3 separate regions of the Homo sapiens genome follow, and regions 1 and 3 are each linked to region 2. The links are chromatin contacts, found by Hi-C or POLR2A ChIA-PET in ENCODE. All regions are on one chromosome and are shown on one strand. Each heading gives the region's core, a stretch centred on a gene start or an enhancer-like site at or near the end of the contact. The rest is flanking DNA. Distances are from core to core; before and after follow the strand shown.

The links. A loop is a pair of places that touch in the nucleus more often than their neighbours do. ChIA-PET counts read pairs that join two places held with the same protein, here RNA polymerase II (POLR2A). Pooled maps may share reads with other maps.
Region 1: a map of gastrocnemius medialis shows a loop between it and region 2 (5-fold over the local background). The contact joins the promoter of FBXW5 here to the promoter of AGPAT2 in region 2. A Hi-C loop is called at or near these places in 1 of 168 maps with a recorded cell type or tissue (gastrocnemius medialis) and 5 of 50 pooled maps. POLR2A ChIA-PET finds 5 or more read pairs at or near these places in 2 of 52 experiments (A673 and activated CD8-positive, alpha-beta memory T cell).
Region 3: a pooled map shows a loop between it and region 2 (3-fold over the local background). The contact joins the promoter of PTGDS here to the promoter of AGPAT2 in region 2. A Hi-C loop is called at or near these places in 1 of 50 pooled maps.

The regions. Positions count from the first base shown.
Region 1 is chr9:136,942,938-136,945,987 of GRCh38, forward strand. It overlaps FBXW5 (F-box and WD repeat domain containing 5), which reads right to left and starts at 1,801. Exons shown (of 9, transcript NM_018998.4): 1 at 1,657-1,801; 2 at 954-1,169; 3 at 412-569; 4 at 1-6. The coding sequence starts at 1,146. It overlaps C8G (complement C8 gamma chain), which reads left to right and starts at 2,306. Exons shown (of 7, transcript NM_000606.3): 1 at 2,306-2,521; 2 at 2,697-2,833; 3 at 2,992-3,050. The coding sequence starts at 2,384. RefSeq lists an enhancer at 214-979 and silencers at 815-884, 1,265-1,844.
Region 2 is chr9:136,685,752-136,688,801 of GRCh38, forward strand. AGPAT2 (1-acylglycerol-3-phosphate O-acyltransferase 2) reads right to left here and starts at 1,706. Exons shown (of 6, transcript NM_006412.4): 1 at 1,425-1,706. The coding sequence starts at 1,606. RefSeq lists an enhancer at 311-1,172 and silencers at 893-1,462, 1,683-1,882, 2,353-2,432.
Region 3 is chr9:136,976,033-136,978,982 of GRCh38, forward strand. It overlaps PTGDS (prostaglandin D2 synthase), which reads left to right and starts at 1,472. Exons shown (of 7, transcript NM_000954.6): 1 at 1,472-1,660. The coding sequence starts at 1,547. It also overlaps LOC124902312. RefSeq lists an enhancer at 2,532-2,950.

The sequences.
Region 1 (3,050 bases), core at 551-3,050, 260 kb after region 2:
CCAGATCTGTTCGGCAGGGGCGGCTGTAGTGATCGCCTGGCCAGGTCGCGGGGCGGGGGCCTGCTACTACACAGCCATGAGGCCCCAGCTCTGCCAGCCCTACTCAGAGGCCACCAGGGAGCAGGGACCCCTTCCAGCCACTGTCATCCACTCGGGGGGCATTGGTATAGAGCGGAGGAGCCTGCCCCTGAAGCAGGCGGCTGTGTGTGGGACCCTCTCCTCAGCACTCAGGGCCACCCTGCACCGCTCCTGATCCTCTGTGGTCCCTCCGCTGGATGCAGGGAGGCTGCTGTCACCTCTGGCCTGACCCACCCCCCCCCCCACCACCACCTGGTTGGAACGCCTGGGTCCTGGGACCTCCGTGCTGCGGCAGAGCTGGGTGGGGTGTGCAGGACACCTGGCCGTCCTCACCTTCACAGTGCAGTCCTTGGAGCAGGACGCGAACTGGTACCCGGAATGGGAGAAGCTGAGGTGCAGGACCTGGTCTGTGTGTTCCCGCAGCGTCTGCACCTCCACGCAGGGCACCGTGTCATACAGCCGCTGGAACTCCTCGTACCAGGACATGGCCGCTGCGGGTGGGCAGTTGTCAGTCCTGGGCCCGGGCCTTCCTCGCAGTCACGGCCATGAGCCGAGTGTGGCCCCAGCAGTCCTGGCAGGCCCCGTGGTGCCCCTGGAACCCACTAGTCATGGCATAGGCCTCGGCTGGGGGATTCAACCCTGTAGCTCACAGAGACCCCTGTACCCCCCACCCCCCAAGTGACCCAATGAACCCTCTGGCCTCCAAGCTCTGAGGGGCGCCTGCGCTGTGTCCTGACAGGCCTCTATCAGGGTGTGGGGGGGTGAGCATGGACACGCGGGGCCGCGGGGCGGGCCCCCAGCCAGGCTGACCCCCAAGCGCAGGGGCCCGGGGCCCTGGCTGCAGAACGTGGGTAGGGGCCCCACACGCCACTGACCTGGGTGTCGGGGCACGTCGCGGGCCACCTGGTAGTAGCGGTAGAACTGCTCCCTCCACAGGAACTCGTCCCGCGACACGGCCTGCCATTGGCGGCACACCAGCCCGGCGGCCAGCACGTCGGCCGGGCCCAGGCTCAGGAAGATCTGGTAGACCAGGCTGTCGGGGAGCAGGGGCGTGCCGCCCTCGTCCATCGTGACATTCTGCCCAGGCGGCCCTGAAACCCACCAACGGCTGCCCTCAGCCCAGGCCCGGGAAGGGAGGCCGAGAGCGGGCGTCCTGTTCCTCCAGCCCCAACCGTCCCGCCGGGAGTTCCACGGGGCTGCGTGTCTGCAGGGGACGCCCGGGTACCGCCGCCCAACCAAGGACCCGGCAGCTCCGGGCGGGCCGGGCCGGCCCCTCTCCGCCGCGTCATCCCCCGGCCTCCTGCGGCCGGCAGCGGGCGCCCCTCAGCCCGCCAGGGCCCGGACCGCCGCACGCGAGGCACGGGGACACCAGGCGCCGTCCGGGGACGGGCTTCCGCCGAGAGGAAGCTCGGGGCGGCCAGGCAGTGGCCTCCGCCCTGCGGCCCTGGAGCAGCTCTGCCCGGCGGGCTCGGGGCGGACGGCGGGGACGAGCGCACGGGCGGCCTCGGGGCTCCTGCACTCGCCCAAGGCGGGCGGGGACGACAAGGCGGGACCCCCGAGGGCCGCAGGCGCACTCACCACGGCCGCCTCCGCCCGCTGCGCCGCCCCCGCCCTGCGCGACCCGGACCCGCTTCCGCTGCCGCAGCCGCTCGGACCGCCGCCCCCGCCCAACGGGGAGCCCGCCAGGCCCGACGCCACGAGCCCCGAGGCATCGATGGCCGAGGAAGGCAGAGCGCGCGGGTAGCCCGCATCCGCCCCTCGTGCGCCTGCGCCTTGGGCTCCGGCGGCCTGGCCGGCTTTTCTTTGTGCGCCTGCGCGCACTCGGGCGCATTGGGAACAGCGCCCCTTGTGGCCAGCGGGCGGCGGTCGTGGGCGGGGTTGCAGGCGAGGCTCAACGAACGCTGGTTCGGGACCCGCCTCCGGCGCTCCCTGTTGCCGGGCCCTGAGCAAGTGGCTTCATGAACCCCGTGACGTTGGCCATGGAGATAAGACCACTGGGTGATGGTTTAAGGAAGATAACGTGTAAAGGGCTAAGGACTGTCGGTGGAAATCAGGGGTGCAGGAGAAATGGATAAACAGCCAGAGGTCAACTCGGACTTTGTACATAGGACATGGTGCCAGGGCCCTGCCAGGAAGTGCAGATCGAAGCTAGGCTCACGAGGAGGCTGGAGGTGGGGGGTGGGGAGGCAACGGATGGACATGGACTTCCTGGGCTGGGCTCTGTGACAGCAGAGTAGACTCTGTCCTGGGACTTGGTGGTGCTACCCTTGGCCTCCCACAGTCCTGCCACCCTGCTGCCGCCACCATGCTGCCCCCTGGGACTGCGACCCTCTTGACTCTGCTCCTGGCAGCTGGCTCGCTGGGCCAGAAGCCTCAGAGGCCACGCCGGCCCGCATCCCCCATCAGCACCATCCAGCCCAAGGCCAATTTTGATGCTCAGCAGGTAGAAGTTGGGGGGGGTAGAGGGAGGCAGGTAGAAGTTGTGGGAGGGGTAGAGGGAGACAGGTAGAAGTTGTTGCGGGGGAGAGGGAAGCAGGTGAAGTTGTGGGGGGTGTAGAGGGAAGCAGGTGAGGGGCCCTCCCACAGTGCCCTCGAGTTCTCCCATGGTCTGCCCCCAGTTTGCAGGGACCTGGCTCCTTGTGGCTGTGGGCTCCGCTTGCCGTTTCCTGCAGGAGCAGGGCCACCGGGCCGAGGCCACCACACTGCATGTGGCTCCCCAGGGCACAGCCATGGCTGTCAGTACCTTCCGAAAGCTGTGAGTCCCAGAGCAGCCCTGCACCCTAACCCCAACCCTCCTCTCAGCCCCCGGACTTCAGCCCTGCTCTGGCCCCTGACCCCACCCCGGCTGTGGCCTGGACTAGGATTCCTGGTTGGGGTCTCCCAGCCTGTGGTGCCTCCTCCCCGCCCCCCCAGGGATGGGATCTGCTGGCAGGTGCGCCAGCTCTATGGAGACACAGGGGTCCTCGGCCGCT
Region 2 (3,050 bases), core at 456-2,955:
ACTCTGAAGCACCCCAGGGGCTGAGGGGGGCCCCTCACAGAGACCCCTGCCTACAGGGGATCCCAGGGCCAGAACCACAGGTGAGGCCTTCACAGATTCCAGCACAGGTGCCCAGAGCCCAGCCCCCAGGAACTCCCTGTTTCTGCAAACTGCCTTCCTCGCTGAAGGGTGCTCCACTGGGGACGTCAGCGCCAGTCACCACCTGGGCCAGCCCTGGAGTGTGCGCTCCCCGGGACCCCGGCCTGGGCCACCTGGCCCACATCACCACTGGTCACACACGTCTGGCTGAGCAGCCAGCAGGCCCTTCTCGGACTCTCCATGCTCACCATCAGGCCCAGGGTCCTCCTTCATATTCCTGGAGCTTCTGGGGCTCCGTTGGAAGCCATGACTGTAGGCCCGTTCCAGCAGCCTCAGTGCCCTCCCAGGGCTGGCAAGGACAGCGAGTGCAGGGAGCTAGCAAACCCTCACCCACTGCCCCTGGAACCACGGGGAAGGGGGCCTCTGGGGCCACAATGCCCCCACCCCAGGCCATTGCAAAAGCCACTGGCTGGGCAGTCCAAACAGGGCAGGGAGAAATGTAGCAACAGCCTGGGGACGGCTAACAGGGAGAGGGGGCAGGCAAGAGCCTTCTCCAGCAGCCACCCCGCCCAGGAGCAGGCAGCCCCCGCCGTCTTTGGCAGCCCAGTCTGACCTCTGGCCCCCAACCCCAGCCTGGCAAAACCAAGCTCCCACCTTCTGGAAGGCGTCCAGGGGAAAATTTCAGCCCCGCCGAACCCTAGTCCTAACTCTTCCTTCCCTTCGCTTGGAAGCTGGGCCCCCGGAGCTGTAGGCCAGGGGCGCGCTCCCCAGCACGGAAGCAGGTCCCCTCCGGGTCCCCCACCTCCCTGCGAAGAGGAAAGGGAGAGAAAGGGGAACCCGCCCCACAGGTGCGCCCATCACCGGGCGGACAGTCAGGAGGGGGTCGGAGGGAGGCCGAGGGGTGCCCCCACGCCGTCGTGCGCCCTGATCAATAGCCCTGGGGCAAGTCCCCGCCGCCCCGGCCTCGGTTTCCCCGCTCAGGAAGCAGGGCTGAGCCTCTCCCAGCGCGGACCGGCCCCCTTTCTCTCCGAAAGCTGCTCCACCCCCGGAACCCCACGCCGGGCTGCAGGGACGCGGCGGAGGCCGAAACCGGTGTAGACGCCCGGGGCCAGGGCGGGGGGTGGGGTGCTGGGCACTGTGACGCCGGCTCCTTGACCCCGTGACTCCGGGACCCCCTGACTCCGGGACCCCCTCCTGTGCCTGCCGCCGGCCCAGGCGCGCTCTCCCCGGAGCCCCGGAGCGGGGCGGGACGGGCGGGGCAGGAAGGAGGGAAGCCCAGAAGAAAGTTAGGGAAGCGGAAGCGGCGCGGCGGTTCCCCGGCCCCTCCCGGCGGCCCCCGGCCTTGCCTCATGTTCTCCACCGTCCGGCCGCCGTGGCGCAGCAGGCAGACGAGCGAGGCCACGGCGGACACCGTGAAGCACAGCGCGCAGTACAGGGCGACCTTGGCGTAGAACTCGGCCGCGCGGCTCAGCTGCACCAGCAGCAGCAGCAACAGCAGCGCCGCGGCCAGACACGGCCACAGCTCCATGGCCCGGCCCGGCGCCCGACGGCGCCGCCAGCTCGCTCCCGCTCCCGCTCCCGCTTCTCCCCCGCGCGCTCAGGCCCCTTATTGCGAGGGCGGCGGGGCTGGGCGGGGCGGGGCGCGGCGTGGGGGAGGAGCGCGCGGCAGGGAAGGGCTAGGTGCGGCGCCCCGCCCCGACACTGTCCCCAACAACGCCCCGACACGGTCCCCTCACCAGGCCCCGCCCCGCCACTGTCCCCAACCCCGCCCCGACACGGCCCCCCCTTCCCGCCCTGGGTCACCCGGCCCGGACCTCCCCTCCACGCTCCCTCCCCACAGCCTTCTGCCAGGTTACCGAGGCTCTGGCGCTCTGCTCCCACCCTCCCGGTCCCAGGGGACCCCCCCATCATGGCTTGCCGGTGGCTCGGGCTCTGGCGCTGCCCCCCATGGTCTGGGCCTCCTGCCCCGCCCGGTGCCCCCTCCCCCCGCTGCCGGGGCAGCCACAGGCTCCCGCGCGCAGAACCACAGCTCCCCAAGGGCGTAAAACCAGCGGGGATGCGCCCGTGCCAGGCCGGTGGCCACGCAAAGGGCCGCCGGAACCGCCCCCGAGTGACCAGTGGCCACCTGGCAGAAAGCCTGGCTCTTAGGGTGTTCTCGGTCCCCTGCGGGGAGACTCGTGGGGGCGCGCAGGCCAACTGGGGCGTGTGTCTGGGCGGGGCTGGGTTGCCCCACCCTGGGTGCCAGAAGTAGCCTTGTCACCAGGGACGCTCCGGGGGCAGGCGAGGTGGGTGTCAGGTGGCGGCGTTCACATCCGCTTGGCAGCACGGCCAGCGTGGCAGGGCAAGGTGCAGCTGGGACAAGGGCAGCAGTCACCTGGCCCGGCCCCCACCCGGCGTCCCACCTCAGGGAGCAGATGGAGATTGAAAAGCAGTTTCCTGGGGTCCCTCCTCATAGGGACTCTTGGGTTTGCTGCAGTTGCGGGAGTGCTGGCCGCCCTGCGCTCTAACGGGTCAGCAGGGGAGCACGGCCCCTCTTTTTTCAGATGCAGAGTTGAGCTGTTAAAACATTTCCCTGAACATTGTAACCACCCCCCAAACTGTACTGAGAGAATGACAAATACAGAAACTGCTCTTCAAATGAATGGGGAACTGCGGTCCTGAAGGACGTGGGGTCTCGCTGCCTGGGCTCAGCAGCCCCTGCCCAGGCGGTCCCAGCTTTTCTTGAAAGTGGAGACACATCCTTTTGCCTTAGGCCTGTAGGCATCTTACAGCGAAACCCAGGAGAGCATTTTCCAGCCCAGTCTCCTTCCAGATCCATATGGGCTTCATCTGGAATCAGCTTGGAGGGCCTGGCTTGACCTCTTTCCACGCTTGGAGCCGGAACTGCACACCCCGCAGCCGGGAGGTCTGAGAGCTGCACTGCTGTGCCTCTGAGAGGCTGAGAGGTGGCTGCTGACGGCTGCGGGGTTTTC
Region 3 (2,950 bases), core at 222-2,721, 290 kb after region 2:
CTATCTGTTCCAACAGACTCTCCCTCTCAGCCCATGGCACAGATGGCATCTGAGCTAGCAGCACGCTGCTGCTTCAGGCAGGGGTTGATAGGAGGTCCAGGTGGAGGAGTGGGTTCTCAGGACTGCCTTGGCCCCCCTGCACCGCTGCCCTCCTTCTCCCTGCCTCTCAGGTGCCTCCCGGCTCCCTGGGACTCACTCCCTCACCTTGGCCTCTGCCTGGGATGCTACCCGGCCACCCCCACCAGCCCTGACACCAGTGCTGCCCACTAGCCCCTGCTGCTACATAGGCATGCGCCTCCCCCAGTCTGGGCTCCTTGACCCCCGGGCACTGGGGAAGGGGAACAAGGAAGCAGTCCACACCAGCCCACTCCCAGGGCTCGTGCGCCCCCAGCAAGGGATGGGCCACAGAATCCAGGAAGAAGACGGGCTCCGGCCCCCAGTGGTCGCCAGCAGCCCCGTAGAAGCTCACCACCCCACCCCATCCGACTCACTCCTGCTCTCATGTACATTTCCCAGCTCCCCACCCGGGCTCACCTTCAGACCAGCGGCAGCGCTCACCCACCACGCCTGCCAGGGAAGCTCAGTCCCAACAGAATCCAGAGAGGGCCCACCACATGTGCCTGCCTGTGACGGCCTGTGACAGGGCCCCAGCCAGGGCCAACGAGCTGGAGGGGCCCAAGGAGCTGGGTGCAGCGCTGGGGTAACAGGACAGCCCCACGGGGTGCTCCCGAGTCTGGACCAGACTCGGGGTGGGGAGGCCCAGACTCGGCGGGGGGCAGACTTGGGGTGGGGGGATTGCTGGGGGAAGTTGGGGCCTCTGGCAAGGGATAGGGCCTGTGCTCAAGCCCAAAGGTGCCCCAGGCTGAAATGGGCACCCAGGGGTCACTATCAGAGCCCCAACAGCTGGCCATGGGGGAAGCCATGCCCAGCAAACCTGGCCCTCGGGACCCTGCGGGCCAGATCAAGTTTCTCTACCTTGGCCTGAGCTTCTCATCAACACTTCACTTGCTGGGCGTTTCAGGACCAAACTCTCAGGGTGGAAGTGGGGCTTGTGTCCCCTTCTGGGGTGGCAGGGCTCGGAAAGGGAATGATGGTAGGGGCTGTGAGATGTGGGTCCTGGCCCCCAGTGGGAAGTCACCAGAGGCCTCGGAGGCGGGCATGGCTGAGGAACACAGCCCCTGCCCTATCAGGGCCGCTGGGTTGGTGGGCCCTGCCAGCAGGAGGAGGGTGGGCAAGGTCCCTGCCAGCTCTGTCTCTGGGACCAGTGGGCAGGGGCCTCTGCCTCACCCCCACGCTGCCTCAGCTGGGGCAGCAGGCCCAGGCCTCTTGCATAAGCGCCCTGTGGGGGACGAGGCTGCAGCTGTGCCTGGCCACCCCATCCCCCAGCATCACGAGTGTTCAGTGGGCTGTCCCCGGGCCCTGGGTGGAGGCCAAGCCTGGCCCATAAATAGGGGTCTCCTCAGTGCCCTCCGCTCCTCCTGCACACCTCCCTCGCTCTCCCACACCACTGGCACCAGGCCCCGGACACCCGCTCTGCTGCAGGAGAATGGCTACTCATCACACACTGTGGATGGGACTGGCCCTGCTGGGGGTGCTGGGCGACCTGCAGGCAGCACCGGAGGCCCAGGTCTCCGTGCAGCCCAACTTCCAGCAGGACAAGGTGAGGGGCTTTCCTGCGTCATCCCCAAGGGCTACAGGACCCTGTCAGGGGAAGGGCACTTTCCGGCTGGGTCTTCCCCCTGGGAGGAGTGAGCGAAGTCCCGCAGTGCCGGGCAGTGCCGGCCAGGGACTGAGCGGGCGCGCAGGAAGGAGGCTGGGTAGCCGCCCGAGGAGGCTGCCCGCGAGAAGCCCTCCCTGGGCACCGCGTCCCGTCTCCCCTGATGGGCCACGCAGACACCGGGCCACACACGCGCCCACGCCAGCCAGACACGTCCACCCCTGTGGGCACGCGACCCCCAGAGGACACACGAGCGCACGTTCCACACCTGGGTGCCAGGACACGGGCGGGTGGGGCACAGGGATGGCGACAAACACTCCGTGCGCGGTGGGGGTTGGGAGGGACGCGCACCGCACAGACAGCCGGCGACGCGCGCTCTCGCCCGGGAGCTGCTCGGGGAAGCGCCGGAGCGCGGGTCCCCGCGCCGCGCGCCCCTCCCTGGCGTCGAGGAGAACCCCAGCGGTCCGCAGAGCTGAGCCGAAGACCCGCCCCGATCCCCGCCAGGAATGCGACGTCCTCTGCCGCCCGCTGTATGGGCCAGGCGCTCAGCCAGGGCACAGAATCGGGACCGGGGGCGGAGGGGCCGAAGCTGGCTGGTGGGCGGCGTGCGAGGGTGAGGGACTGTCCTCGGGAGGGGCGTGGCCAGACGGGGGTGCTGGGTGTCAGGGGCGTGGCCAGCTTCTGGGGCTGAGGCGTGAGGGGCGGGGCCATCTCCGGGGGAGGGGGAAGTGGGGCGTGGTCATCTCCTGGGGCGGGGCGTGAGGGGCGGGGCCACCTCCCGGGGCGGGGCGGGGGCCTGATGGGCGTGGTCAGCTCCTGGGGCGGGGACGTGAGGGGCGGGGTCAGCTCCTAGGGGGGCATGGGGCGTGAGGGGCGCGGTCAGTTCCCTGGTTGTGGACATGAAGGGCGGGGCCAGCTCTTGGGGCGGGGTCGTGAGGGGCGTGGTCAGCTCCTGGGGCGGGGATGTGAGGGGCGGGGTCATCTCCTGGGGCGGGGATGTGAGGGGCGTGGTCAGCTCCTGGGGCGGAGATGTGAGGGGCGGGGTCATCTCCTGGGGCGGGGATTGAGGGGCGGGGGTCAGTTCCTGGGGCGGGGCGTGAGGGGCGTGGCTGCTCGGGGGATTGGGCGTGGGGGCGGGGCCGGGTTGGAGACCGGAGGAGTAGACGGCAGAGGCGCCCCCGCAGGTAGGCGCAGGTGGGTCCGGAGGGTCCTGGCCGACGCGGGTGGGGGTCG